Linked DNA regions of Homo sapiens: regions 1, 2, 3, 4, 5 and 7 are each linked to region 6. Evidence: chromatin loops called from intact Hi-C (ENCODE). Cell type or tissue: A673. All regions are shown on one strand. Region 1 has its middle 88 kb from the start of TMEM260. Region 2 has its middle 12 kb from the start of NAA30. Region 3 has its middle 80 kb from the start of EXOC5. Region 4 has its middle 81 kb from the start of TMEM260. Region 5 holds the start of OTX2 (orthodenticle homeobox 2). Region 6 has its middle 200 kb from the start of EXOC5. Region 7 has its middle 24 kb from the start of TMEM260.

Region 1 (4,000 bases), 580 kb before region 6:
GTGAGCTGAGATTGAGCCACTGCTCTCCAGCCTGGTGACAGAGCGAGACTCCATCTCAAAAAAAAAAAAAAAAGTTGTTCTGTATTTTGTATCCTAATTATGAAGGCCATGACCTGATTTGCTTCCCAAACACAACCCTCAAGCAATATTTCTCATCTTGGTATATATCATTTTCTTCCATTCTGTTAGTCAATTAAAAATCAAGGTGTCATTCTCAAGTCCTCTCTTTCCCTCACTACCTATACCAAGCCATGAACAAATCCCACTGATACTACCTTTAAAACATATCTAAATGTGTCAACCATCTTCATTCCCATCAATGTCATGCTGGGCCGAGCCGCCATCATTTCTCCTGGAGGATTACTATAGCAGCCTCCTCTGTTCTCCACAAAGGATTTGTTCTCCACATAGTAACCAGAGTTTTTAAAGAATGTGAATCAAATAGTGTAATTCCCCTGCTTGATATCTTCAAAGATTATTCTCTTTGGTTTTCCAAGGCCGTGTATGATCTGGCCATCATCTGTCCTTTCCAAACTCATCTTATGCCATTCTCCCATCTACCAAGCTTCAGCAGCTCTGACCATCTTTCTGTTCCTTGAACACCTCTCATTTCTGTCTTAAACTTCTTGCTCTAGCTGTTTCTTCTGCCTAAAATGTTCCTACTCCTGATCTTCGTCTTGGCTAGCTACCTTGGCATTCATATCTAAGGGTAAATATCATCTTCATAGGGAGGACATCCTAGATGGCTCAATCTAAAGTATCTACTCAACCACTGTCTTCCACATAACTCTATTTTAATTCTCTCCAGGGCATATATCACTAAGATTTTTCTTATTTAAGTTTTAATTTTCTGTATCCCCCCATTAGAATATATGCTCCTTGAAGTGAAGACACTGGCTTATCTTCTTTGCTGCTGTACCCGGGCAGAGCCCAGAGCTGTACATGGCACAGAGTAGCTGTTCAATAACCCACTGAATGAATGGAGGCAAATTCATCCTGCATTGGATTTATATCACTATTTATCATATCATGCCGCTAGAGGGCAATACATCACCTAATTAGAATGAGGAAATCAGTGTCCCTTTCTTCCAAAAGGAACTTAATTGATTTTTAAAATTTATATATATGAGGTGTACATATTTCGAGGGTACATGTGATAATTTGATACATTCTTATAATGTGTAAAGATCAAATCAGGGTAATTGGGATATCCATCACTTTAAATATTTATTCTTTATGCTAGGAACATTTGAATTATTCTCTTCTAGCTAGATTCAGGTGTATGATTGAGCTTAATTGATTTTAATCATTAATGTGACAGACATTTATTTAAGAAAAACACTCTGAAAAGGAGCCACTAGCTTTTCAAACCAACCACCAGGCACTGCCCAGGAGAAAGAAGTTTTTTCCAGGGTTATAAGTGGTAAAATAGTTTTAAATAGACTCTGTATTATTCAGGTTAAAAAAAAACTCATATAAAATGAGAAAGCATTCATGTCCATGATATGAAATTGTTTGGGAAGTCAGAAGGAAATTAAACAATGCCTTATTTTATCCATCTTTTACACACATACACAAAAATGTATTTCTTGGCCACTATTCTTATTTTTGCTTTTTAAAGTTCGAACCCTGGACATCTCATGGGAGTAGGGATTCTGAAAGAGATTTTCTTTTTTTTTATTTTTATAATTCCATTTCTTTCCTAAGCTTTTCTTTTAAAGTAAGCAGCATGGTGTGTCTAGGATATGTCATTGAGTGCTAAGACATCCATGTTCCTGCTGACAGGTCTGCCTCGTGGTAAGAACAGCGAGAGTGACTAAGCTCCAGTGATAAGGGCAATGCTGTTTCTTGAGCCTGCTGCAGCACCTGTCATGGGAGGCAGAGAGAGCATGCAAATCCCTCAGGCCCATGTCTGTTCAATGACAAAAGGAAGGAGGATGCACTATTCCCAGTGACCTCAAGATGGCAGTGGAGAAATACTCCAAATGAATTTCCTGAGGTCACCCCCCGATCCAGCGAAGGACCACTGTAATGGTTGGTTAGCTATGAGGACAGTTTCAGCGCCACATCGGGTCAGTTACCATGACAGCTGGAAAGCTCTCCTGGAATCTATGAGTTTCTAGCTGTCCTGTCGCCAGAGATGACAAGTGACTTATAAAGGAAAAGTTTGAGCCTCCCTAGAAAAACCTTAAATTTGTTTTTAATGTTGCTGACATGACTTACTGTGGCAGAAAGGCTTCTCAGTGTGAGTGCCTATGGCCATGGGATCTTGATTGGTCAGATGAGGCTGGGACCTTTGCATTTCCAGGGCTTTGCTGGAGTAGGAGAGTGGCCTCAACTTTTCTCAGCACTTAGGAACAATGAGAATGGTTTAGGGCACCTACCATGGGCTTTGGGGGATGTATTAGTCCGTTCTTGCACTGCTATGGAGAAATACCTGAGACTGGGTAATTTATAAAGAAAATAAGTTTAATTGGCTCATAGTTCCACAAGCTATACAGGAAGCATGGCTAGGGAGGCCTCAGAAGACTCACAATCATGGCAGAAGGGGGAGGGGAAGTAGGCTCTTCTTATGTGGCCAGGAGGAAGGGAGATGTTGGGGGGAGGTGCTACACACTTTAAAACAACCAGATCTCATGAGAATTCACTCACTATTACAAGAAAAGCGAGGGGGAAATCCGCCCCCATGATTCAACCACCTCCCACCTGCCTCTCTTCTAACATTGGGGATTACAATTCAAAATGAGATTTGGGTGGGGATACAAATCCAAACCATATCACAGAAGGAAATAAGATCAGCTTTTGCTTATTTCCTTAAATTTTGTTGAGTACGGCAGGGTCTATTGAATCCTCACATCTAGTACAATAGATTACCAGCAGCTCAGGAAGAAGGATGCAAAAGGCATGAGAATGACCCCCCTCTGGCCTCCTTCAAGGAGGTGAAAGAACATTATCTCCTACACCCGTGTTCCAATTTTCAACCACAAAAACACACATATGTATGTGCATTAGCAAACACTCACTTGTTGAACACCTACAAAATAGTTATTATACTCATGGAGTCAAATGGAAATGATGCAGAATTAAAGTTATGAGAGGTATCAACAAAACGTTATTGAGAATTCAAAGGACAAATGCCTAAAGCTTTGATTAAGAGGAAATTAGGTAATATTTCATGGAGTAAAGACTGGCCATAAAAGACTGAGTAGGATTTTAGGTGGATGGAGTTGGGTGGTGAAAGGGAGGGCATCGCAAACCAGAGAAAGAGAATAAGCAGAAGTATGAAGGGAAGATCACTCTGAGTGTGTCCGATATAGATAGAGTACAGGCCTAGTATGGGAAGTAGCAGGTGATAAGGCTTTAAAGCAGTGGTTCTCAATCAGGGGAGATTTTGCCACCCAGGGGACATTTGGCAATGTCTGGAGACATTTTTGGTTGTTATAACTAGGTGAGGGTATGTTATTGACATCGGGTGAGTAGAAGCCAGGGATACTGCTAAATACCCTACAATGCACAGGATGGCTTGCCACAACAAAACTTATCCAGCCCCAAATGTCAATAGTGCCAATATTGGGAAACCCTTTTTTCGGGAAGATTGGTCTTGGTCACAGAAGACCTTGAAAATCAGGGGAAGGGAAGGGAGCTTACTTGGTAAGCAAAGAGAGTACAGAAGATTTTTAAGTGGGAGAGTGAATGTGTTGATATTATGATTTATGGGCATTATATGGATATAGGTACAAATATAACCTTTTCCCTCCCTCATCTTCTAAGGAGAAACCTTATTGGCACTACTTGGCTAGCCAGCCTTTGCTGTGCTTAGAGGGTAATAGGTAGAGATGCAGAATTGCAGAAGCCCAGGTAAACTAAATTAATCTCCATGTAAAAGGACATGGAGCCTCCCAGAGAAGAAAAAATGCAAGAGGTGGAGATGAGAGAGGCAAGAGAGATGAGTGAGAGAGTGAGGAAAACAGCACAAGATGCAGTTACAAAGAGGGAGCAT
Region 2 (4,000 bases), 310 kb after region 6:
TATTAAGGTGCTGCTTCTCTCATTTGGCCTCCCAGAAAACCCATATCCTAACTCCACTGTTCAAATAAGACCCATCAGTTCAGATGCTGTCAATAACAGTACTGGACCTTCAGAGCTCTTTAATGAAGAGTTTTATGAGAATTAAACAAAAGTACTTTAGAATGACTTTTTTTTTAATAGTGGAGGAAGAAGCAGGTATGGTTTTCTACACAGTTAACATGAGCAAAATTCTCGCAGCATTCGATAAGTTGCTGTTGGTAATCTTAAATTTCTTTTCTTGAGGGACTGTGGAAAACCTCTGGCCAAGTGTAGCTTGGAAAAGGATGGCTATAATCTGAACTTTTCTTCTTGTAGCTCTAGCTAATGCTCTTTTGCATGTCCCACATGGTTCCCACACCTATATTTCATATTCTGATATCTGGGTTCTTATTTCCTTTAGAAATTTTCTTAGGCTGTCTTGCATAACAGCAAATATTTACAAAAAGTTTACCTTGTACCAGACGCCTGCTCTAAGCATTTATATGTCTCACAACAAACCTTATGAGATGGGTACCATTATAATTGCATTATACAGATAAGGAAAATCAGGCACAGAGAGGTTAAGAAATTTTCCAAAGTCATATAGTTAGTATGTGGCAGAAATTAGGGATTCAAACTCCATGCAGTTAACTACTATTCCATATTGCTTTTCTAAGTACCAGGTACTTGATCACAGAATTCTTAAGGCTCACTTTCACCAGCATGCTCAGAAAAAAGCCTATTTCTATTACCTTCCCTTTTTATTTCCTATGCTGTTTGGCACAGAAACTCCAAATTCGTTTGAGTTGCAAGAGAGCAATGAGAGATGGTAAGAAAGACTACACAGATACTATCTCTGTTATATCGAGATATATGTGATTTTGCACATACAAAGATGCTTGCAGTTGCCTTAAACCTACTATTTTTTTGTGCCTGTAATTTTTAGGACATCCTGAGCTGACTGAAATTACAATTCTATTAAAGTGTCAGGAAATTAAAGCATGTAAAACATCATAAATATTCCCCCTAATATTATAATTACACCATGCTCTTCCTTTAGCAAGTTACTGTTTATTTTTTAAAAAAATATTCTTGGCCGGGCACGGTGGCTCAAGCCTGTAATCCCAGCACTTTGGGAGGCCAAGGCAGGTGGATCACCTGAGGTTAGGAGTTCGAGACCAGCCTGGTCAACATGGTGAAACCTCGTCTCTACTAAAAATAAAAAAATTAGCCAGGCGTGGTGGCATGTGTGCTTGTAATCCCAGCTACTTGGAAGGCTGAGACAGGAGAATCACTTGAACCTGGGAGGTGGAGGTTGCAGTGAGCTGAGATCATGCCACTGCACTCCAGCCTGGGCAACAGAGCAAGACTCTGTCTCAAAATAAACTAAAATAAAATAAAAAATTCTCTTTCATTGATATTTAATGGATTATGCATTCCTAATCAGAAAAAAAATGAAACTACTTCCATTTTGAAAAATATGTATAGTAAATCCTGGAGAAAAAAAAATTGTGTCACCTATTTCCTTGTTTTTCCACAAATTAAAATCAGGCCATATATATATATAATGGATGCCATTTCTCAATGGAGAATAGATTCACTTTCCAGGATTAAAAAACAAACAAACAAACCACACACACACAACTCAACTACATGGCAATATTCATTGTGTGAATGTCAACACTAGATTTCCTTGACACTAAATTTTCTTGCAACTATTAATATAACTATTAATAAAAAGATAATACTTACTGACAAGACCTTACATTTCTTTTGTTGAAAATATCACAGTTGATTAAAAATGTTGAAATTTTTTATCTTATGCAAACATATTTTATTGCTGTGCAAGATTGCCCTCTTGTGTTTTCTCTAGTTAAGTCATTATTTTTTATTGATTTAATATTAGCTTTTAACTTTTCCATCTAAAATTAACTCATTACTAAATGAATTTCAAAGCCTTTTATTCCAAACCACACAGATCAGAAGTTAATATTAGTGTTATGGTTTGTGGTATATAGTGTACCTTTTTAAATATATGAACTAACTTATAAAATACTACGGCCTAAGGGTAAGAAAAAGCAGAGTCAAACAGAAGTAAATACATAAAGAAAAATTTAGAATAATGTCAAGGAATTCTAAAGCCCTGATACTAACTTCCTACATTAATGATACAGCCAATTAGTCTATTAGTATAGGTCTAGCTTAATATCTTTGCGGTCTATTTCTTCCTTTGCTTATTTAATTACTATAGGTATATAAAAACACAATAACATTCTTTATTGTTTTGAAATTTTTTCCTTGTGTATTAAATTAGCATTTTTCTTTTAAATATTGCCTAACTAAAACAAGTATTCTCATATGTTGTTAGTGGAAATGTAAATTTGGTACACTCTCTTTGTAAATTAAATCAGCAGTATATATTAAGAACCTTAAAAAATAATTAGGGGCCGGGCATGGTAGCTCACGCCTGTAATCCCGCCACTTTGGGAGACCAAGGCATGTGGATCACATGAAGCCAGCAGTTCGAGACCAGCCTGGCCAACATGGCGAAACCTCGTCTCTACTAAAAATACAAAAATTAGCCGGGTGTGGTAGCACGTGCCTGTAATCCCAGCTACTCAGGAGGCAGAGTCAGGAGAATCGCTTGAACCCTGGACGCAGAGGCTGCAGTGAGCCAAGATCACACCACTGTACTCCAGCCTGGATAAGAGACAAGACCCTGTCTCAAAAAAAAAAAAACCAGGTTTGCTTCTAGGAATTTTTATTATTATTATTATTATTATTATTATTATTATTATTGAGACAAAGTCTCGCTCTGTTGCCAGGCTAGAATGCAGTGGTGTGATCTCCACTCATTGCAACCTCCACCTCCCAGGTTCAAGCAATTCTCCTGCCTCAACCTCCCAAGCAGCTGGGACTACAGGTGCACGCCACCATGCCCAGTGAATTTTTTAATTTTTAGTAGAGACGTGGTTTCACCATGTTGGCCAGGATGGTCTTGATCTCTTGATCTCATGATCCGCCCGCCTCAGCCTCCCAAAGTGCTGGGATTACAAGGCATGAGCCACCACACCCGGCACTTCTAGGAGTTATCTTAAGAGCATAATCCTAAGCATTCAAATAATTTTATGCCTAAACTGCTCATCATAGCATTATTTATAGTGCAAACATTAAATAAACATTATAGTGCTGCTTTCCCTTCTGACACTTTATTATTTGGAGGAAGAACAAAATAGAGCTAGGCGATGAATTCCTTCACCATAACCTAAGCATGGTCCTGTGTTAGATTAGATTGGAATGCAATCATACAGTGAAATCTTTTGCAATGAATAGAATTTTAAGGTAATATTTAAAATAACACAAACTTTTAAAGTGCTATGATGTTAAGTTTAGAAAAATCAGGATATAAATGTGTAGGTATATGTGTATGTGTGTGTGTGTATCGTAGTAATCTAAAAGTAATCCTCCTGAAACTACACACAAAGACTAAAATGTAATGTTTCAAAATATTACTAGTGGTTGTCCTTTGGTTGTGGTATTATGTTGGGTTTTTCTTCATTTTTCACTTGTCTACATTTTCCATGTTTTTATGTTGAACATGTATTACTATTATAATAGATGAAATTCCCATGTTCTTATATTGGCAGAATTGAGGTACTGCTCCTCTTTATACAGATCAGGAATTCTGTGGGCTGTACAAGCTCAGAAAACTTCTCTAAAGAAAACCAAAGCTTCAGGCTGGGCCTAGCCAGGGCTCACGCCTATAATCCCAGCACTTTGGGAGTCCGAGTCAGGAGGATGAGGAGTTCAAGACCAGCCTGGGCAATGTAGTGAGACCCTGTTTCTACAAAAAATTACAAAATTAGCTCAGCATGGTGGTGCACACCTGTGGTCCTAGCTACTTGAAAGGCTAAGGTGGAAGGATCACTTGAGCCTTGGAGATTGAGGCTGCAGTGAGTCATGATTGTGCCACTGCACTCTA
Region 3 (4,000 bases), 120 kb after region 6:
TCTGATAACTATTCAGTAAAAGTAATAACATCAGAGATGGTCATTGCTCCTATGTGTACTATGTGCTAGACACATGCTGGGTGGTGGGTACCCTTATCTCATGAGCAAATTCAACCATCCGTTTGTTTATTCATCTATTTTAGTAAGTCATTCAGTCAACAAACCATTTTTTAATGCTGTGCTAGACTGTGAGAGCTCACTAGACTACAGGTAAGGAGCAGACAGACAGTAAACAAATCATGGAAACTAGAGGTGATGAGAGCTGCGTGGACGGGTGTGTGTGTGTGTGTGTGTGTGTGTGTGTGTGTCTGTGTGTGTGTAGTGCCCTGGCAGTGGAGAGGAAGGGGCCAGGACCTTGGGGAGGAGGCAGTAGCCAAAAGCTTCATGGAGACACTTGAGCAGTTTCTGGAAGGAATTGCTGCAGTGCGAGACCTGAGGGTGGGAAGTAGGTAGGAGAAGAGCATTCCAAGCAGAGGAAAAACCATGCAACAGTGTAGGTTTCTAGGATGATAGCCATCGCTGGCTGGAGAGAAAGGGCCTTGACTTTTCTCTGGATTTGGCAGTCTAAGGGGTTAGGATTTGATTTTTGAGCTGCAGATTTAGATCCAACTACTATACTCCTCTATATCCAATCTTCATTAAGATTTAATGAATTACCTATGTAGTCCTTATGAATTAATTGAGCAAAGCTGTAGGCAAGTAGTGTTTTCACTGTAGCAATCACTCAGTCATTTACTGGCAAGAAACTATGAGTACAAAGGCAAAAACAAAATTTGGTTTGAAGAACTATTTTGCAATGAATATATCAATAAAATTTTCCTACTATCTATCAGTTGGATTCATTAGCTTTTAAATATCAAATGCATGATTCTACAGCAAAACGGGCTTTTGAAATGTTAACAGAAAGAGGTATTATCAACATGCACTTATTAGGTTAGAATATATTCTAAACACAAAGGATCCCATCACTGGGGTTTTCATAGAAAGCTCTGCTGACGCAGCTTACAAAATACAGACCAAACCTGTAGCAGGTTGTGTCACTCACCCGACTCCAGAGGAACCCACTTTGAATGCTTCTACACACTCCTAGCAGCCAGAATGTCTCCTGGGAAGTACATTTTAGCCCTTATATCTAAATCCTTGCAACAAAATATAAGAAAAAAAAATAGAAGACGATGCCCAATAGTGACTGTTGGGAATGAAGGTCATGTTTATTTTCTTTTCATACTTTTCTGTACTTTCCAAATTTTCTGTAATGAATGTATTTAACTTCTTAAACATTCTCCAAAAACTACATAATTTAAAACATCATGAGAATACAGGAAAGACACTTGGGCTTCACATGTAGTCTATTTCGCTTTGTCGAATGGAACTGTGACAAAGACATTGACCGCAGTGCTTAAGTGCCTCAAAAAAAATTACTCCTGTTTCTGCTGTAAAATTTGTTAACTTTCACTCCTGTATATTTTCCTTTCTTAATGACATCTTGTTTTGGAGTTTATGATTTAACTAATTTTATTTTAATGTGTGATTTTAAATCAAATTATTGTCACAGCTGATAAAACAATTGTAATATAATGGCTTAACATTGATCTATTCCTTAGAAAAGCTTTGCAAGAAACCTAATAGGAGCAAGAGACTTGGAGGTAATTCATTAAAATTTCTCCAAAGAACTTATACCGAAGCACATGAAGTCAATAATGACAACATTTTAATCATTTATAAATACCAATAGCTAATATCATAATTTGATAATCAAATCAGGATTAATATAATCTTACAGACTGCTTCTTAAGAAATTAAATTATACAGAAAAAAGTCATCTCCTGGTCATACTCTTACACAGCAATAAATATTTTAATTGTAAATGTGCCTTTTAGAACCTTTAAATTTCAAAAAGATGAGGAGGAGGACAGATCCTGTGTACTTACTAATCTGTAAATAGAGTACCAGGCCAAGAATCAATTCTGAAATGCGGCATCAATTGCACAGGCTTCCACTTAGTTTTAGTTGAATAAAAGCCCTACTAGATACGCAAATAACATCAAACTTGCAGGATTAAAGAGAGGCCCCTCATACTCTAAATCATGATTGTCAATCATCACCCAGGATTAAGGGATATATTTTTAAAACCTAAAAGCAAGCGCCTCCTTTTAACTTCTGCCTACTGCGCATTTTGGATTATCGCCCAGAAATAGTATTACTTGAAACAAGACTGCCTCCCTCCTACCATCTATGAGAAGTGCATTGTTACCATCTGCTGTTGTCTATTTGGAATAAAACTCAGCAAGGCATGCAGCTTAATGTTCAGAGCCCTTCAGCAGACTATGCTTGTGTTTAGAACGCAGCTTCACATTTAAATGGAGCCGATTTTCGATTTAGTCAGTGTTTTCTCAAATTGCTATCCTCCCCACCAGAAAGAAGCAAATTAGTCTAAGAACTAAGACGACCACAACATATTTACATTGTAAAGTGGAAACTTCCTTTAAACCCTTCAGTGACCAGTGAAGCTTTATTTGTAAACTCTCCAGGTTTATTCAGGTGAATAATTTCCCCATTTTGTATTTTCTCATTAGCATTACCCTCTCCAGGCATCCATATTACTTTCACTATTAGAAAATATTATTTTAAAAAGCATGTGTTCTTAGGAAATAAGACTCAAAAGATGTAATCATCAAAGGGCCTTGGAACAGTTGGTGCCCTTGTAGGCCAGTAGTTAAGTGCAAATAATATCTCTAAAGTATCCACAACAAACTGATAACAGGTTTCTTCATCTAGAGGTAGGAGGAGACAGAAAGTTTGGAGGGGGAAAGACATTTTACTTGCCTCTTATTTTCTTGTGCTTTTTATTGACATGTAAATGTATTAATATTTTTAAATGTATTAAACATTTTTTAGTTATAACCAATAAGAATATTTAAAATTGTGAAAAAGAAAGAAAATATATACTGGTTCTTTAAATTTAAAAAAATCACATTCCAGGACTAATCTTATCAAGAAATAACTTTTTAATAAGATTATTAAAACAAAGTATTAATTTCTGAAAAGTTCAGCATTCTATTAAAGTACTAACAAAACACTGAATTACAACCCAACAGGTTGCTTCATTGAATTCATTCATCTGCTCCTGGCAAAGACATTCCAAATTTGAACTTAATTAATATTCCTTCTCCTGGTTTCCATAGTTTCTTTTTAAACATGAGTACCAGCAGAAACTGGCGGTAACTTTACCCATATTCTCAATAATAACCCCCTCTGGCTGTCAATATGTAGGAAAAGGAAAATTTTTTCCATACCCAGAAGAGCCGCCATTTTCATGCCTTTTGTTTAAAAATATACTGGTAACATTTCTTTCTCTCTCTTTGTTATTTCACATATGCAGTTTGACACACTTAATTCTTTCCCTGCCTGTGGCTCACTCAATGCTCAGATAAACAATAAATACTTAAGAGTAGTGTTGCAATTCCTGGATCTGAACAACACCCTCCCGTTCTACCTTTCCATACCCTCAGATCTGCAGGGCTCTGCAAAACTGGGACCTGATAATTAAATGTCCTGGTTGGAATCAATATTATGGCTTGAAAGTTAGTTGGGTATGGAACATTTCTTTGTTTCTATTCTAACATCCGAATGAAGATTTTGGCCACCATAAACAAAGGAATAAATTGGTAAGAATAATATCTGTATGAGTAAATGACAGGTGGATTCACTAAAGTGATTGGTTTAGGCACCACTAAAACACTGTATTCCATACATTTTCTCTAATGCTAGGTATTTTCTCCTAGCCCAGAGTGGATAGAGTCAGTCTCAGACCTAGTCTTGGGCTTCCTCTCTGTGCCTCTCCTCCTCTCGTATCCCTGCTTGTCCTACCCTGGCTGATTGCTTTCGTGAATTACTATGCTGGAGGGCTGTAGCAGCATACTAAGCATTTCTGTATCCACTTCATTTTAGTCTAGAATGTCCATGTCTTTCTGCCATGATGCTGTTGCTCTTATTTTTC
Region 4 (4,000 bases), 410 kb before region 6:
CACCGCACCCGGCCTTAATTTAATCATGAGAAAACATTTCACAAATCCAAATTGAGAGACTGTCTACAAAATACCTGACCAGGACTCTTCAAACATGTTAAGGTTATGAAAGACAAGGAAAGACAAGAGAGTGTCCTGAATTTAAGGAAACTAAAGAGACATGACAGCTATGTGCAGTGTGGGATCCTGGATTCAATCCTAGGACAGAAAAATACTATTACTATTATTAGACAAAGTCTCACTCTGCCACCCAGGCTGGAGTGCAATGGTATGATCTCAGCTCACCGCAACCTCCGCCTCCCAGGTTCAAGCGATTCTCCTGCCTCAGCCTCCCAAGTAGCTGGAATTACAGGCATGTGCCACCATGCCCAGCTAATTTTGTATTTTTAGTAGAGACAGGGTTTCTCCATGTTGGCCAGGCTGGTCTTGAACTCCCGACCTCAGTTGATCCGCCCACCTCAGCCTCCCAAAGTGCTGGGATTACAGGCATGAGCCATCACGCCCAACAAAAAATACTATTATTAGAAATAGTGGTGAAATCTGAATTTAAATCTATAGTGTGGTTAATAGTAAGTATTGCACTAATGTCCCAGCTTCTTGGTTTTGATCATTATGTAAGATATTAAGGTGAGTGAAGTTGGATGAAGGGTAGACAGGAACTTTCTGAACTATTGTTGCAACTTTTCTGTAATTCTAAAACTATTTAGGAATAAAAGAGGGTTTTTGTTTTTTGGTTTTTGTTTTTTTTTTTTTTTAGTTTTAAAAGCAAGGCACTCCTTTTCCCCCTTTACTCCTTGTCATTCTTTGTTAACTACTGCTTTAGGCCTCAAGACAAACAATAGATAGGACAGTGGTCTTTATGACTTGGGTGCACCAATGATCAAAGAGACACAATCCCTAAGGCCAAAGGCCACAGGCCTGCCACCAGCCTAGTCGTTAGGGTAGGTAGCTCTCGACCCTGGGCCTGAGCCTCTTCCTAGTAGCTGTCTAGGTGGACCTGGGTGAGAACTGGGCAGCCCCAGGGAGCCTGAAGCTCTGTTTTCAGCACCTTGGGAGGCTCCGGAGAGGCCGATGGGATTAAATTCCCCTCAAAGCCACTGGGCTCACACCCAGCTTGAAGACAGCAGGATCTAGTCGGGGATTATTCTTCCAGTCCGGGTTTCTCTCTTCAGGCAGCCACTACGGAGAAGAGGGAGTGGAGGCGAAGCACCCTTAATACCCTCATTCTTTCAAAAGATGAGTCAGGTTTTTGTAGCTTCATTAGCATTTGCAGATAAAAATACATTTTAAGTGGCATTATGCTAAGTAATTATTCTTAGAAGATGTGAAATTAAACACATTTTACTCAGCATGAAATTATTCCTGCCACGTACTGAGTTTTGTGACAGCTTGAGAGTTTGGACAGTGGGTTGCAAGAAGGGGAGAAGCAATCTATGTACTTAAAAAAAAAACCCAAAATATTTTACCAAAGGTAAGTCCTTGTAGCGAAATGATTTGGCTGGATGGAATATTAAACCTGCTACTATAAATTTCACGCCTTGCATTCCTAAAGCAGATGCAGAGTGATGATGCCAAAAATTAATTGGAAATAATGCGACTTGCCTTGTGTACTCTATCCAGTAGAGGGCATAGCAGATAAGCATTGTGTGTGTTGGTGACTTAGCAACTGATAAGGCTTGTTTGTAATTGCTTCTGTAAAGATATGTAGCAGCATGCTTGGATGCTTATTTACATTTAGGAATGTGGTTCGGAATAGGAGGTGTAGATTTATAACTTTGGTTTTGTCTGTCAATACGTGGGAGACTTTTGGTTGTTGCAAGCATTATATTTACCAATGCGCAATGTTAAATTGCTGGATTTAATTGTTACAGTACAGTGAATTATTCTATTATTTCTTACTTTTTTATCCCAAGGAAAATTCAAACTTTCCAGGCTTAAGGGCAGGATAAAATGGCTCTGAGCATGTCAACGTCTCAAGAGCACATTATTTTCTTATTGGATTGTATTAACTTTACAGATGGAAATTTGAAGGAGAATTAGAAGGCTTAGAGATGGGGAATTTGGAGAAGAAAAGAATAATGTCCTAAGATTTCTGGAGGGGCTAACTGGTAAGTCATTTTGAAAGCTGCTGATGCTAATTCTCATAGCAAAAGACATAGCAGATCCTAAAATTATCAGGAATGAGGCATGAGGCACAGAATTGCTAAGAAGGAAGTGAATCTTGTGTCACACTAAGAATTGCCAAAGGATTATTCAGGTTCTGTCTCTGTCTCGCTCTCTCTTCTCTACCTGTTACAATTGGCACAGATTTTTCTTATGTAAACTCTTAATAGTGCACCTGTCCACAAGCTGGGTGAAGGGTGTTTGGCAGTTCCACTTAGTTTAAAAACCAAACACAGTCTCCTGCCTCAAATACACACATTTGTTCTGAAGGGACAGCAACATGACATATGTAAACAAACATTCATCCATAGGCACTCTGGTTTGCAGCTGAAGGAAAAGCTGGAGGCGGGAGTGGGGACACAACATAATAAAACCAAACAGACAACCATGCTAAAGAAAAAGGCACCAGCCTCCCTCCCACTACTGCCCAGGTGTCAGGTGGCTGCAGGAGGCAACCACAGACTGTCCTGTCCACGCTGGAGGATCCAACCCTGGGCCAGGTACCAGCCTAGTGGGTCTGGAATCCTGGTGGTCGCCACCCCTCCTCCTCCTAGACTCTGCCTCTCCTCTGGAATTCTTCCCCACAATTGTGGATGCTTCCATAGGATCTGAGGTGAGAGGCGTGGGAAAATGAAAAAGGGGAGAAACCACAAAGCCTGCTTCTGGGTAGGGAACCAGGAATGCCCTCGGTGGTGGAGCAGGAGACTTGCTTTTCACTCTGTGCCCTTGTTAGCTCTGAATTTTGTACCATGAGCAAGTGTTACCCAATCTTAAAATGGATAGACAGACAGGTAGTTGGTGAAAGAAAGAAAAAGCAAGAAAGAAGGAAGGAAGGGAGGGAAGGAGGAAAGGAGGGAGGGAGGGAGGGAGGGAGGGAAAGAGGGAAGGGAGGAAGGGAGGGAAGGAAGGAATTAAAAAAGGGAAAATTGTAGTGAAACAGGACCTGGCCTAAAGGAATGACTAGCCAATTCCTAGACTTGTTCTCATGGTCAGCCTCTCCCTGCCATGTGAGTGAGTTTCCCCTCTTGTCATAGAGGAATAATTGTCCTTTCTCACAGGCATATGTTCTATTGCAGATTTTGTTATCTTTTCTCCTTTGAAACTTGAGTTTGTTGTTTATATGACACTGTTACTTTACAAATGGCCTTCTCCCGTCCACACATGTGTATGTGGGGGTGGAGTGGGAGTCCTTACTCCTGTGAGAAGGGGGAGAAAGAGGCAGAGAATGGAGAGAGGCTATTCATCATTAGAAAGGTTGTGACAGAAGAATTAGACCTTCGGGATTATAAGTTTAGGTCTCAGGGTGAGTTCAAGTTTAGTGTGAAAGTTAGGGCCCCCAGAGGTCTGCCTTTCATTCACTCCTCAAAATCTGATTGCTGTTACTGCCACAGAAAGTTGTACATGCATCCCAAGTGGCAAGAGCCATGATTTGGCTTCTACATAGCTGCAGCTATCAAGAGAAAGTCTAAATCTTGTCTGTCTTCTCAGATAGCTACTTTTCTTGTCTAAACATCTTTCCGCCAGAAGCTATATTTAATATTGCAAACAACTACTCCCGTGGTATATAGGTCATGGATTTATTGCCAAGAACAGGATCCATTCCACCTAGTTTAAGCATTAAATGGCTGACAGAATTATGAGGAGGGTGAAGAGACAGGCTCTAGGTTTAACCTTCCCAAAGATGACTCTCAAAACTTCTCTGCAGAGCCCGGCCACCAACAGAACTGCGGCCTTTCGCAACCAGGAAGCTCCCTAACAAGATGGGAAGCTACTGCTTTTGTCCCAAACTCCAGAACCATGACACCCCTGCTATATCTCAGAAGCCACCGTGGTCAGG
Region 5 (4,000 bases), 260 kb before region 6:
CTGCTTCTCGTCCGGGCTGATTAATTTTCTGCATGATGGAAAGGAAACAAAACTACGCGGACTGGCGACTGGCCTGCGGCTGGGAAGACGACGAAGAGGAGGAAAGAAAGAAAAAGGAGACGTGTGGGCACCGCGGAAAACGGCCGGCGCTGGCCTCTCTCCGGCGAACTCGAGTGAAAGTTTCTGGCCTCGGGGAATCAAATAACTCTGCCACCCGCGAGGGAGGGAGGAAGAAACGTGCCAAAAGGGTTGGCCTTGACTATTAATTATCGTTGGGAGAAAGCCCCGGTGTTAGCGCTGAGGTCTGGGTGTCTACCTTACTCTGGGGGGAGGAGTTCCCTCTCCTACTCCCCTCTGTTGCTAATAACTTTTGGTGCCTGTAAAAAGTCCCGAGCTGAGCAGGAGAAATCCTGACCCCGAAGCTCTAGGATGGAGGGGAGAATTTCTAGGAGCGACTTCCCCGTCCCCTCCCCAAGCAATCCACCACCGCAGGGTCGGCGCCGCTCGGCCTTCGCTCCCCGCGCACCAGTTCTATCTGTGAAGGAAGCAAAAGCCAACTCGGTGGAATCCTGACAGGGGACTTGGGTTTCCAAAAATATGTCCCGAAATCGGGCATCGATTTCAAGAGTCACTTGAACGCAACAACGCGAAGACTTCTTGGGAGTTTGCAGAGCGACCCGTCGCCCGCGCCCGGCGCTGGCAGGGACCTTCGGATGGTTCTTACTGGGCCGATCCATGGCACAGGCTGGGCCTCGGCGAACCCCTCGGCCCCCGCCCGGCCCCGAGCCACGACACCTCATTGTCCTGGAGCCTGGGAAGGGGGTGCGCGAGCGCGCGGGCGAGCCCTGCCTCTCCCCGCCAGAGAACAGCTGAGGGGCCGCGGTCCCAGCGGGAGGATTCCGGTCCCTGGCCCGGCCGCGGCCTTGGGCGGAGCAGGGGCCACTAGCTGCCACTTCTGCCCGCCCCAGGTGCGCGCGGAGGGCTACGTGGGGCGGGCCGCGACCCGGCAAAGTCATGTTGAAAAAACACTCTTCACGTTCGCTCGGCCTGGTGACCAGGGTCGGGGACCACGACAACCGGGGGTTGGGAGGCTGCGTAATTACAACCCAGGGTGGTTTGGATTTTGGGGGGTGGTGGATATTTAAAAACAAAAAGGAGATCTGGAAGCTTTTGGGAGAAACAGACAACCGAGCTGTGCTAGGCTGAGGGAGAGGAGGCCAAAGAGAGCGAGCAGTGAGCGCCGGGGCGGACGAGAAGCCAGCGCTCCCAGCCTCCTCGGTTATCCGCTCCGGTTTCCGCTCACGTTCAACAGGGGCCGACAGGGGCTCGAGCGGCGGCCCCCGGCCCAGGCCGACCCGCAAGCGAACCGAGCTTCCGGCGCGCGGGCCCAAGGAGGCGCCTGGCTTTTTATTATTGTTGTTTCAATCCATCCATCTAGTTACATCTGCATCTTTTTGTCTCGGACTCTAAAAAGGTCCCTGGGATCCATCCAAACGACCCCAACCAAATCTGGGGGCCAAAACGCAAAGATCGCGGGAGAAGCCCAGAACGGCGTTGACATAAAAACAAAACCACAAACAAAACCTTCCAAAACACCCCAGATTACATTCGCAGCGTTTCGACGACGTTTTGCAGAAGCGACGACCCCCAGGAGCACGCTCTCTGCCTCTCTCCCACTACCGCTCTCATCTCTAGATCACATTTTTCTTTTTGCAACGATCGTTATTACACCTCAAAATTTGTAAGAGAAAAAATACATCCGCCTACAGAACTCCACGTTCGCAGAGGGGCATCGGTCGGTCTATTGGAGGTACTGGGGTGATGGCCGACAGACACGGGGACACGTAGATATGGATATAGACAAGACAGACGGACACTTACCTTACAGCCTCATGGGAGGTTAGAAAAAGTCAAATATCCTTTAAATTCCAAATAGCCAGCTATCCTAAAAGAAATCAAGAGTATTGAGTTAGAAACCTTGCAGTCTTCACCCTTCCATGAAAAGTCAAACACAACCAAAAAAAATTTTTTTTAAAGAACGAAAATGAGGAAGGCGGCTAGAGTTCTAAACACGCGTGGGCCCCTCTGCAATACATACAAAGTAGATGTGGCGAGTGAGGGCTGCTCTAGCAATTTTTATTTTTAATCACAGTGGAGGCTGTGTTGGAGCTGAGGCCGGTCCCGCTCTCAGGGAGATTTGCTGAGAAAGCGCCTCTCTGGCAACTTTTTGACGCAAACTCTCCAACCAATGGCAGGGAGAGAATGATTGACACATCTAAGCCAGAGGGAAAATAATAAAAACACACAACAGGGGGAGGAAAACAGGCCGCTGCTGCACGGGGGGACGAGCAGGCAACAAATCCAGGCCTCCGACATTACCAGAATGTTCTTTAAAGACACTGGGCTTTGCTTAAAATATACATTATGGGCCGGAGCATGTGAACTAATTGTATAATTAAAATGATGGACAGGGAGTTCTTCTCTTACCCTCTTTTCCCCTGCTTCCTTTACTCCGAAATTTCCTTTCCTCTCTTTTTTTTTTTTTTTTTTTTGTTGTTGTTGTTTTTAGGGAAGGGAAGAAAGGAAACCCATGCAATGTAAGATGGAAGATAAAAATATTTAAGTAAATGCTGGAGAATGGCGGGTTAGGGAGTGACTGGGTTATCACATTCAACCCCAGCAATAAGTGTGTGGATGACAGGCAGAAAGCAAGTCAGACTGAAACTCAAAAACACCACTATGCCGTCTCAGACAGGGCCAGAGCACGCTGACGGCCAGAAAGGGTAAAGGAGGGAGGCCTGGGAGTGCGATGTGGGCATGTAGGGAAAACAGAGAGAGAAAGATACACAAGTCCAAGAACAAACTATTTTCTAAAACTCAGTGTCTTCTCTATTCCCTACGCCCTTATAAATATCCTTACACATATAAATAAATGATCCCCGAGTGAGAGACCCCGGCTTCTGGTAGGTTCCTGGGGTTTTTTGGAATTGAGAAGCCCACGACAGACTGCAGGGAACACGAACCCCGGAATCTAATCTCAGGGCCCATTTAGGAGAAGTAGCTGGGACCACATCGGGCCTCGAGGATGCGAGTGTGAGGTCGACAAGATATCGTGGAAGAGAGCGAACGAGGGAGGCCCCCGTTGGAAACAGTTTCTGTGTTAGAACAAACGCCACCAAACGACCGACACTGCGAGGCCTGGAGCTACCTGGGCTGGCGCCGCCCGAGCCCCGGGCTGCGAGCCCAGAGGCTGGGAAGTGATGGGACCTGGGGGCCCGAGCCGGAGAGTGCGACCCCCAGCCCAACTTTTTTGCCTGGCATAGAAAGCAGGGACCGGACAGGTTTCAAACGGATCCGAGTCCCTAGAAAAGCAAAAACAGACTGGGCGGAGTGTGGGGTGGGGGGTGGCTAGTGGAACTGGTGAGTGTGTGTGAATAAGCTGGGTGGGGGTGGGAGCAGAAGACAGCTCTTGCTTCACAACACCCAGTGCAGGAAAAGAAAAATAAAATCTCTTCCTAAATACCCCACCCCCCGCCACCCACCCACCACCAACTACCATCACCACCACGGCCAGTGGGCCCAAAGAAACAGCTCGCTGCCTTTAATTTGGGGACCTATGTTAATGAAGTTGGTAATTAATTCGTCGCTTTGTTGTCGGTTCTTATACTGTATGTGTACTCAAATGTGGCCGTCCTTGGGATTTACAGCAATTAACGAATTACGGGAGTGCGCACGAGGCAGCAAGCTCTCGGCAGCCGGGCTCCGGCTCGGGCTCGGCCTGGGGCTGGGGACTCCGCGGCAGCGGCCCCTGTCACAGGTGTCCCTAGAGCTTTGGGCCCTGGCGGCCCCTCGAGCCCCCGAGGGGCCCGGAGCCCGCCCAGCTCCTTCCCGGCCCTCTGCAGCAGCTCCAGTCCGGAGACCCGCTGGCTGTCGCGTTCCCAGGAGTCAAGAGTTTCTAGGGGCCCGGGCGGGGGGGAGGGTGAGTACCGACCTTTTTTCT
Region 6 (4,000 bases):
AGTATCTGTTTTCACTTTGATAACCATAATTACCATCTTCATGTAATAAATACCACTAAAATTTATGCCCTTTATCAGCTTAACATAATATTCATTTATTCATTCATTCAACGAATATTTATTGGGTTCCTACTACATGTCAGGCACTGATCTAAGTGCTGAGGATACAAGAGAAGAGGAAACAAAATCCCTGTCTCTAGCTACCACATTCTGGTTTAATAAAATAATATTAGCACAGCCGGATTATATATGTAAACTATAAGAAATTACTAAGGGGTTAAATTTTTTTGAAAATTGCTGAATATTTAAAATTTAAAATAACACTGCAGGAAATTGAGGACATAATTTTCATTTTATATAAACATTTTAAATCATTTTTGATGCAGTATTTTAAGCCCACAAAATAATAACCATCTAAAAGAACTGCTACCTAATTCTTACACAAAAGGCATGTTGAGCCTCTTGGGAAGTGCACATTTTCCTAATTTTTAGGCTTTTAGAACCGATTACTTGGGGTCTTCTAGAATATACAGCATGATCACATATCGGGTTAATTAAAATAGAACCCTTTCTGAGATTAATAATAAATAATTTACTTACAAAACTTTAATGACATATCAAAAATAAATTTCAATCCAGGCAAACTAGTTTTATTTATATCTATGAAGCTGCTAGGATGAACAAAGGCTTCTGGTACAAAGCACTTAACTCTAGCTCAACACAGATAGCTGGGTTTTCAAAAGAAGACCATTTGACTGATGGATTCTTTTGGCCTACGTGTTGACCCTGTTGTTGTTTCCCAAAGCTGTTCATGTTGTGGTTATTGTAATAAAGCTCAGCTATTGAAAATCTGAAGCCACGCATCATAGCATATGCTTATTGTATGACATGTTTATTATTTTTCTTTCTGTTGGTTTTATGGTACATTCCCATGGTGGCACATGAATAACTATTATATATTTGTTTTCGAGGTGTGTGGGTTGGCTCAAAAGACAACTTTTGCCAGCTTCACCTGTGGTTGTAAGCTCATTAGAATTCCAATATCCATGAAGGACTAGAGGAATCCTAGTACCTTTGAGCAATATGGCTTGATTTTCCTAGCCAAAGACTTTAATTCAAAGCTCTTTTATAAATAGTACTGTCAACTGGTTTATTTCCTTCCTCTGTTACAAACAATAACATATTAGTTATGTTATGGAAATATCAATGTTCTAAACTTTCTTTATTCACCCTTTTTGGAATACTAGATCCTTTAGAGGAATCATTTATTTTGGTGTTTCTTCTTAAGAAAAAAAAAGTCCACACTTACTGATTGCTGTGAGGATAGAAAAGCCAACTCTATCGTTTGTTCATACTATCTGTTTAATATAGAAGCAGTAATCCCGGAAAAAAATACTTTTAACATTTGCTTACAAACATTGTTTAGAAAACAGTTTGCGTTTAAAGTATCAAATATTAGAGAATCTACTTGGTTAATATTTTTGAGATCTGCTACTTTGTCACATTTTTTTTTTTTTCAACCAGAGACTTTGGCTTTCTCATCAGTTCTTCATTAAAAGTCCCTGGATTGCCTTAAAGTGCAATCCCTTAGACAAATTTGGTTGCCTTTAAAAAAAACACCAGCAACAGAAAACCCAGTAGGAAAACAAGCATTATTCTAGAAAGCAGCAACCCTGGAAAGACAGTTTTGTTAGTGGAAACACATTAGTCTTTCACAAACTAAGCAATGATGATATTTACAGAGCAGTTTGTAAAAGGTCAAACGCTCATCTTCTGCCAACAAATGCAAGGAAAAGCAGGTACTCCGGCAGGTTTTTCAAGCAGGGATCTGTGGACACGTTTTCAGGAGTCTGAGACTTTCAGGATATTTAAGATAATTTTAATAGTTTTGTTTCAATAGCAGAGTAAAGATGTAAAAACTCAACCTTTTAGCAGTTCTAAAGACGGAACTTTTCTTTGCAGTGATAATTCTCAAATGTAAGCCATTTTAATAGAATAAGATTCTAATTTTTAGGTCAGCATTTCTCAAAGTGGACTCCACTGACGTGTTGTGGGGTTTCTGAAGATGATTCTATCCTTCCCAAGGGTGTCCAGGCATTATTCAAGTTTGAGAACCGGTGCTCTGCGGCGTGAACCGTTCCGTGCTGCAGAAAGGGCCGGCAAAGGCAGAGGGCGCCACCGTGAGGCCCCCATTTCAACGCTTGTCATTTCAATTGTGGTGGGTTAGAGATCACAGGGAAGCAATGCTATCTGCTGAAGAGACATCAGACAGTGTAGTAAAAAGGGTAATCCATTTATTTTCAGAGAAGTTTTCCACTCAGAGATCATACACGCTGCAGATCACAGAAACACATGCAAGCATGAAATTTAATTTTTAGTAACTCTTTCCTGGGGCTTCTATAGAAAGCAACAGTGAAAGGAAAATGATAATCATGACAAGGCAATTACAGAGAGGTTTGGGGAAAACGAAAAACTTTGAAAACATGTAGTTTAAAATTGCTTTAATTAAAACATAATGCAAGCTGCATTATTTTAGCTCAAAAAACCAAAGTCAACATCACAGAGACAACACTTTTAAACTTTGAAATAGTTGAGAATGATAGATGCACGTTTTTTCCCAGAAGTGATTTTTTTCCCCTAGTGATTCAGAATCTATAAATGTGATAAATATTGACTTACTGGGCTCCCAACAGATGGAATGAAACATGTAGTAAAACAAAAGCAATACACTTGTGTTTTGGCATGAAATGAGTGAGAGATTAAGCTGAGGCTTCCCTGTATTATTAAGAGGAAACAAAGTGGATAATATTAATGTTTATGCACAACTGCATGCCATTTGCAGCAAATAAATATGGCAAACTCGAAAAAGAAGAAAAGAAATAAAAAGACCCAACCATTCTTTTTTTCCCAGGGCAATTATTCCCTTTCCTTTAATTTTCAAAAAAAATTAAAGGAAAATATTTTTTAATTACTGAAAAACAATAATTAAAAAGTTTCTATTCTTCTTAAGTTTTCTGACCACTCCTTTTGATTGCATGTTTTCAAGTATACACTGAGTGCACATTTATTTCAAAAGAAAATTATGATTTGGCTTGTCTAACAGTGCTAAGAAGGAATACTAATACAGTAAAATACTGACTTGAATTCCTCAATACTTACTTAAACACCTCCAAGACAGGATGGCATTTTTCCTGAAGGTAAAAGGTACAAAGCAATGAAAATTCAAATTGTAGAAGAACTATTTCATAACTATGACATGATATTGTCATACTAACACATAGGTGATTTTCCTCTATAAAAAAAAATCTTTGGAAAGAATTTTTAGCTGAAATATGGGCCAAAATGGCAAGTTTTCCTTGAAAGCACCAGATGAAATAATATTTTATAAATACATATATATATATGTATATATAAAATGTAAAAATCCAATTATCAATGTTTTGGTTTTGGTTGTTACCTTTTGTTGCAATGATATAATGCTCTCTAGGGCCAGTGTAAAGAAGCGAAGATCAAAGAACTAAATTCTTACATGTCAGGTTTTCCAAACCATCATCACTGCAACAAAATAATTTGTCAAATTGTCAAAATTTACAGGCATCCCAGACACAGGAAATTTTGACCGAGTTTGTGCCTTCACACAGTGCTAATCTCACTCCCGGAGCTGTAAACATGATGGCCGAAGTGACAGCCTGGCTACAAATCCGTCTGGCAGCTTCATTAGACATCTCTCGCCTGACTGATTAAACTGCATTTAAGACCCACTTTTATTTTTTCAAGCCTTTTGTTTAAATTAAAAGGTCGTGTTTTCAAGCAAATGATCCGCTGTTCCCTTCCATCCAGGACCATAATACAGTTACATTATTACTAGTGTTACCCAAAGGAGAGTGAGTCAGATGCCCTGCACACCAGCCAGGGGCTCCTCCCCTGGGGAAGCCGGGACACTGGGGAGGGGGACTGTTTATTTATTTGCAGAAGAACCTAGTGAGGAGGCCTGGCTGGG
Region 7 (4,000 bases), 510 kb before region 6:
ATGAAACTACTTTGGAATAGTAATATAGAGAAGGAGGCTAATCACGTGAAAAGGCCGTGAATTGCTCTAACTCCTTATTTAAAATGTGGACCTTAGACCAGCTGCACCAACATCATGTTAGAACTTATTAGAAATGCAGACTCTCAGGCCCCGTCCAGACCTACTGATTCAGAATCTGCATCTTCAACGATCCCTGTGTGATGCATTTGTACATTAATGTTTGAGAAGTCATGGTCATGAGCTGTAGCAGCATTACTTTGGTCCCATTTATTTGCAGTAGGAACACCTGTTTTATCCTTTCTTTCTTTTTTTTTTTTTTTTGAGAACTAGAACCGCCCCCCCCTCCCCCACAACACACACACTTTTTTTAAGGGCATAGTTGCAATTCTCCCTGCCCTTCTTAAAGCACAGAAAACCAAGATGAGCAGAGAACTGGGATCTTGTTCATAACTAAGTCTTTTGTAAGGCTTCCTTATATGGCCCCAGGTGCCCTGGCACAGCTGCTGATATTTAGTTACATTCTGCACCAGCAATTCTAGCATTTGGGAATGAAATTCATTTTTCTCTCTCTGGATTATGAAGGCCCGGGGCAAAGGAGGTGAAGAAAGCGGCACTCGGAGGAAATCTGTATTGGAAGTATCAGGTGTGGCAGTGAAGTCAGAAGCATTTTCATTTTAGGTTCTGGCCTTTTATTTAGGCCTTGGCAATCTATCCCTTTAAATGGAGATGGGAGAATTTCTTTAATAAGGCCACAAAGAAAGATTTGTAGTTCTAAATGGCTCAACATTTGACTCACAAGCCCTCATATTGAGTTACACCCTAAATAGGGTTTGTGTTCTGTTTGCAATAATTACTCTTGGAAACGTTCAGTGAAGTCTTCTCGATCATGATCTTCAAACACTTGTAATATTAATTGTTCCATTTAATAAGGAAATCGCAGCCCCATTTAACCTTACGTCAGTGTATGATTTTCATTTAGTCAAGTAATGAAGTGAATAGGTTCTTCAGATCCTGGATCTCTTTAATGAAACTGTTCTGCAACTTGTTTTATCATTAAGAATAAAGACCCACCTTTGCTATTGAACATAGCCAGAAACAAAACCTACTCAAAGGGAGGAATGAATTTGCACAGACTGGGAAACTCTGGAGTTCAAAGAATGTGGGTGACTTTGAAACAAACTGTGTTGATTCTTGCAAAGTTGCAGAATTATGCAATATAATGTTTGCATTTGGAAGAATTAATTATGATCCCAAGTCATGGGTTAGAAATATAATTAAACTGATTAGTGTCATAGGATAAAAATAAAAAGCGAGGTTGTGACAGCTTCCCGTGTCCCCCTTTCCCCTCCCCCAGAAAGGCTCTTAAAGGAACTTTTAAAACATAAGCCTTTGTTCCCTCGATCTACGGTGCCCAGGTCAGGCGGACCCTGCGGCGTGGCTGAAATATTTCAAACAGTCACTCACAAATGTGTCATTTGACCTGCTGTTCTTCCAAAGAGGTATGAAAAATATGTTTCTTGCTGAGATAACTTGAAATCAAATAAACATAATCTCTTTAATTCTTTCTAAATAGTTCCATATTTTAAATCTAAACACAATAGAACACAAAGCTTCTGGTTTTAAAAAAAGTTTTTTTATTTTTTATGTGTGTGGTGATGTTGGATTTTTCTTCCTTTTAGTTCATGTTAGTTTGAATGTAAGAGTATAATTTACATTTAAAACCGTGGGAATATATTTCCCTCAGTTTGGAGACACACACAGCATATGGCAATGAGTTTACTTGGTTAAATGTATAAGTTTGCTTTTATGAGTGCTATCTTTAACAAGGACAGATGTTCTTACTTATATTAACCATCACTTGACAGACCAGAGGAGTCTTCACCATGGCTTGCAACAAATTGAACAATATTTTCTTATGTAAAATTGGTTCTGGTCCATTGTTTTGATTTATTCGAAATAATGGCACTCACTCAAGTTTGTAATAACACTGTCACGGCTGAAGGGAGTTTGCTTTAGGTATTATATCTATTATCTGCTCCCTCTCCTTTCTTTAAACAGAATCTCTAAGGGGAAAGTCTAAATGTGGCTCAGATTTAAGAAGAAGAAGAAGAAAAAAAAAAACCCAAAAGCTTCGCTAAAACCTCACGGTGTAGGATGTTATTTTAGATTGTTTTAAGATTTTTAATAATTCTTGTTTGTTTGCCTTTGGCTTTGAGCATTGGATAAAACAGAACTTGCCTTATTCTTAGGGGAGAATTACATGGCGTGGAGTTGTCACACAGTGCTCCATCCATTTTCTTTGCTGTTTTATGAGGCAATCCTACCTAACCTTTTGCCCAAACAAGAAGTATTTACCTAGTACTCCCCAGCAGTGGATACAGATAGCAGTTTGGAAGTGTTTGCTTTTCTTCACCACCACTAGAGTATGCTCTAGTGCCATAAGATCTGCATGTTTTTTTCTTTAGATTGTTGGCAAGGTGGATGATGAAATCCCTAGAAAAAACAAAACAAAAAAACACCTTTCCATCTAATTATAGAAGTGTCCCTTTAATTGTCTTAGTAAGACTGGATTATGTTCGCCAATTTGATTAAGGTAGAACTGAAGACAACTTCAACATTCACGCATGTCAATATTTTGGGTGAGTTTATATTTTGTATTTGAAGTTGTTCTACTCAGCTCCAGTGCGGTGGTGAGAAATACTATGTCCCTTCCATCCACAAGCTACATTTTCTGGCAATAACTCTTTCACTTATAAGCATCACTGTGGGCCCAGCACATGAATGTGTGGTGAGGTTACTTGGGCAGAATTAACACCTTCGAAGACAGAAAGGTGTCTGCAAGCCAGGATGGATGTGTCTCCCATTTTTGTTCATCTCCACCATCTTTAAAAAACCAAAACAAACAAACAAAAAAACCTAATCGCTATCTACGTGGCAGACCTTCATCAATAGCAATACATTCTCTAGAATTAGAAGGCTTAGCTTGAGGGTCTGCTGCCCTCGTCTCAAATCCCTGGCAGAAGCCCCTGCACTTGATCTTGGGTGCCCGGGGTAGTGGTAAGAGCACAGTGCAGGATCCCCGTGGTGGCTGGCTATGCTGGAGAACTGCTCTGTGTTCATCACTGTGATTCCAGCACATTTGAGCAGCGCCTCTTCCTTCATCCCTCTATTAGAACATCTTCATTCTTATCTTCCATCTTCCTTTCTCCCTAGGAGAGGGCAGGTCATTGAGATTCTCTCTTAGTACTGTGGCCCTTCAGTTCCTTTTATGCCTCTGGTGACCTAACGTCCTTTTGCTCCTGGACATTTAAACAGCTTCAAACCCCAGATAACTTCCTCCTCAGGTACATTAATCATAATTTCTCCAGCAAAGGCTAAATCAAGGTCCTTATAGCTGGGACTGTTTGTCTCCCTGGATGTCTAAGACTCCTGCTCAGGGTCCAGTGACTACCACCTCTGGGTCTTTCATTCTCCTTCTGACCAGAGAAGGTTGCCCAAGACTGCTTTCCCAAAACTATGTGACTGGGTCTGCCTGGACAGATGGAGGCCCAGCTAAGAGGGAAGCTTTGTGTGCCAACTTGAACAGGTTGGCTCCAGAGGGACCGCAGTCCAGAGAGCCATCTGAGATGGCCCAGACTGCCACACTTCCTTTGCCTCTAGATGGGTTAAAGGGACCCCTGTAGATGTCAAGTACCACCTGCGTGGTACTTGATGATCCTCTATTCCTGTGAACATCAAGTTAGATTCAGAGTCGATGGCGTTCCAGCTTCCTTTTCAGATGGTGGTGAATGCTCTTCAGTTGAAGCTGTCTCTTGCACAACGGGGACACAAAGAGGTATCTTGGGAGATTTAGAAACACCCCTTCCAGTAATCTCCACCCAGCCCCTTTCAAAGCCACCCCAAATAAAAGTAGAATCTAAACAAAAGCAGTGCACCTGCTATGCAGGTACAACTTGAAGCCAAGTCATGTAACGAGCGGCCCTTCCAAGTTCTAACAACA

Evidence for each region. Hi-C counts contacts between places; a loop is a spot of excess contacts. Peaks named below come from ENCODE experiments on the same cell type or tissue, not always from the same donor. Only the 100,000 strongest peaks of a DNase experiment are listed, where the experiment ranks them.
Region 1: it touches region 6 in a loop (6-fold over the local background); 17 of 110 quality-filtered maps call a loop at or near these places.
Region 2: a loop joins it to region 6, with 2.3 times the contacts of the local background. A loop is called at or near these places in 4 of 110 quality-filtered maps.
Region 3: a loop joins it to region 6, with 3.0 times the contacts of the local background. A loop is called at or near these places in 7 of 110 quality-filtered maps.
Region 4: a loop joins it to region 6, with 14 times the contacts of the local background. A loop is called at or near these places in 17 of 110 quality-filtered maps.
Region 5: it touches region 6 in a loop (4-fold over the local background); 2 of 110 quality-filtered maps call a loop at or near these places.
Region 7: it touches region 6 in a loop (4-fold over the local background); 12 of 110 quality-filtered maps call a loop at or near these places.

Annotation. Positions count from the first base shown.
Region 1 is chr14:56,489,548-56,493,547 of GRCh38, forward strand. No RefSeq gene overlaps it. Among named protein-coding and RNA genes, the nearest start is that of TMEM260, 88 kb to the right of the region's middle. In A673, CTCF peaks have their summits at 1,047 (motif pointing right) and 1,966 (motif pointing right); DNase peaks (open chromatin) are centred at 1,044 and 1,944.
Region 2 is chr14:57,376,988-57,380,987 of GRCh38, forward strand. No RefSeq gene overlaps it. Among named protein-coding and RNA genes, the nearest start is that of NAA30, 12 kb to the right of the region's middle. In A673, a CTCF peak has its summit at 1,874 (motif pointing left); no DNase peak of the experiment used is centred here; H3K27ac peaks cover 349 bases.
Region 3 is chr14:57,187,058-57,191,057 of GRCh38, forward strand. No RefSeq gene overlaps it. Among named protein-coding and RNA genes, the nearest start is that of EXOC5, 80 kb to the right of the region's middle. In A673, a CTCF peak has its summit at 2,222; a DNase peak (open chromatin) is centred at 2,214; H3K27ac peaks cover 709 bases.
Region 4 is chr14:56,658,522-56,662,521 of GRCh38, forward strand. It overlaps a transcript of TMEM260 not described here. Among named protein-coding and RNA genes, the nearest start is that of TMEM260, 81 kb to the left of the region's middle. In A673, a CTCF peak has its summit at 1,614 (motif pointing right); DNase peaks (open chromatin) are centred at 1,160 and 1,620; H3K4me3 peaks cover 1,036 bases; H3K27ac peaks cover 2,256 bases.
Region 5 is chr14:56,808,278-56,812,277 of GRCh38, forward strand. OTX2 (orthodenticle homeobox 2) reads right to left here and starts at 2,202. Exons shown (of 5, transcript NM_021728.4): 1 at 2,099-2,202; 2 at 1,882-1,945. It also overlaps a transcript of OTX2-AS1 not described here. RefSeq lists an enhancer at 3,582-4,000. In A673, no CTCF peak of the experiment used is centred here; DNase peaks (open chromatin) are centred at 284, 2,244, 3,534, 3,694 and 2 weaker places; H3K4me3 peaks cover 3,853 bases; H3K27ac peaks cover 4,000 bases.
Region 6 is chr14:57,064,916-57,068,915 of GRCh38, forward strand. No RefSeq gene overlaps it. Among named protein-coding and RNA genes, the nearest start is that of EXOC5, 200 kb to the right of the region's middle. In A673, a CTCF peak has its summit at 2,182 (motif pointing left); a DNase peak (open chromatin) is centred at 2,176; H3K4me3 peaks cover 1,158 bases; H3K27ac peaks cover 3,376 bases.
Region 7 is chr14:56,553,712-56,557,711 of GRCh38, forward strand. No RefSeq gene overlaps it. Among named protein-coding and RNA genes, the nearest start is that of TMEM260, 24 kb to the right of the region's middle. RefSeq lists an enhancer at 1,057-1,226. In A673, a CTCF peak has its summit at 2,410; a DNase peak (open chromatin) is centred at 2,430; H3K27ac peaks cover 2,010 bases.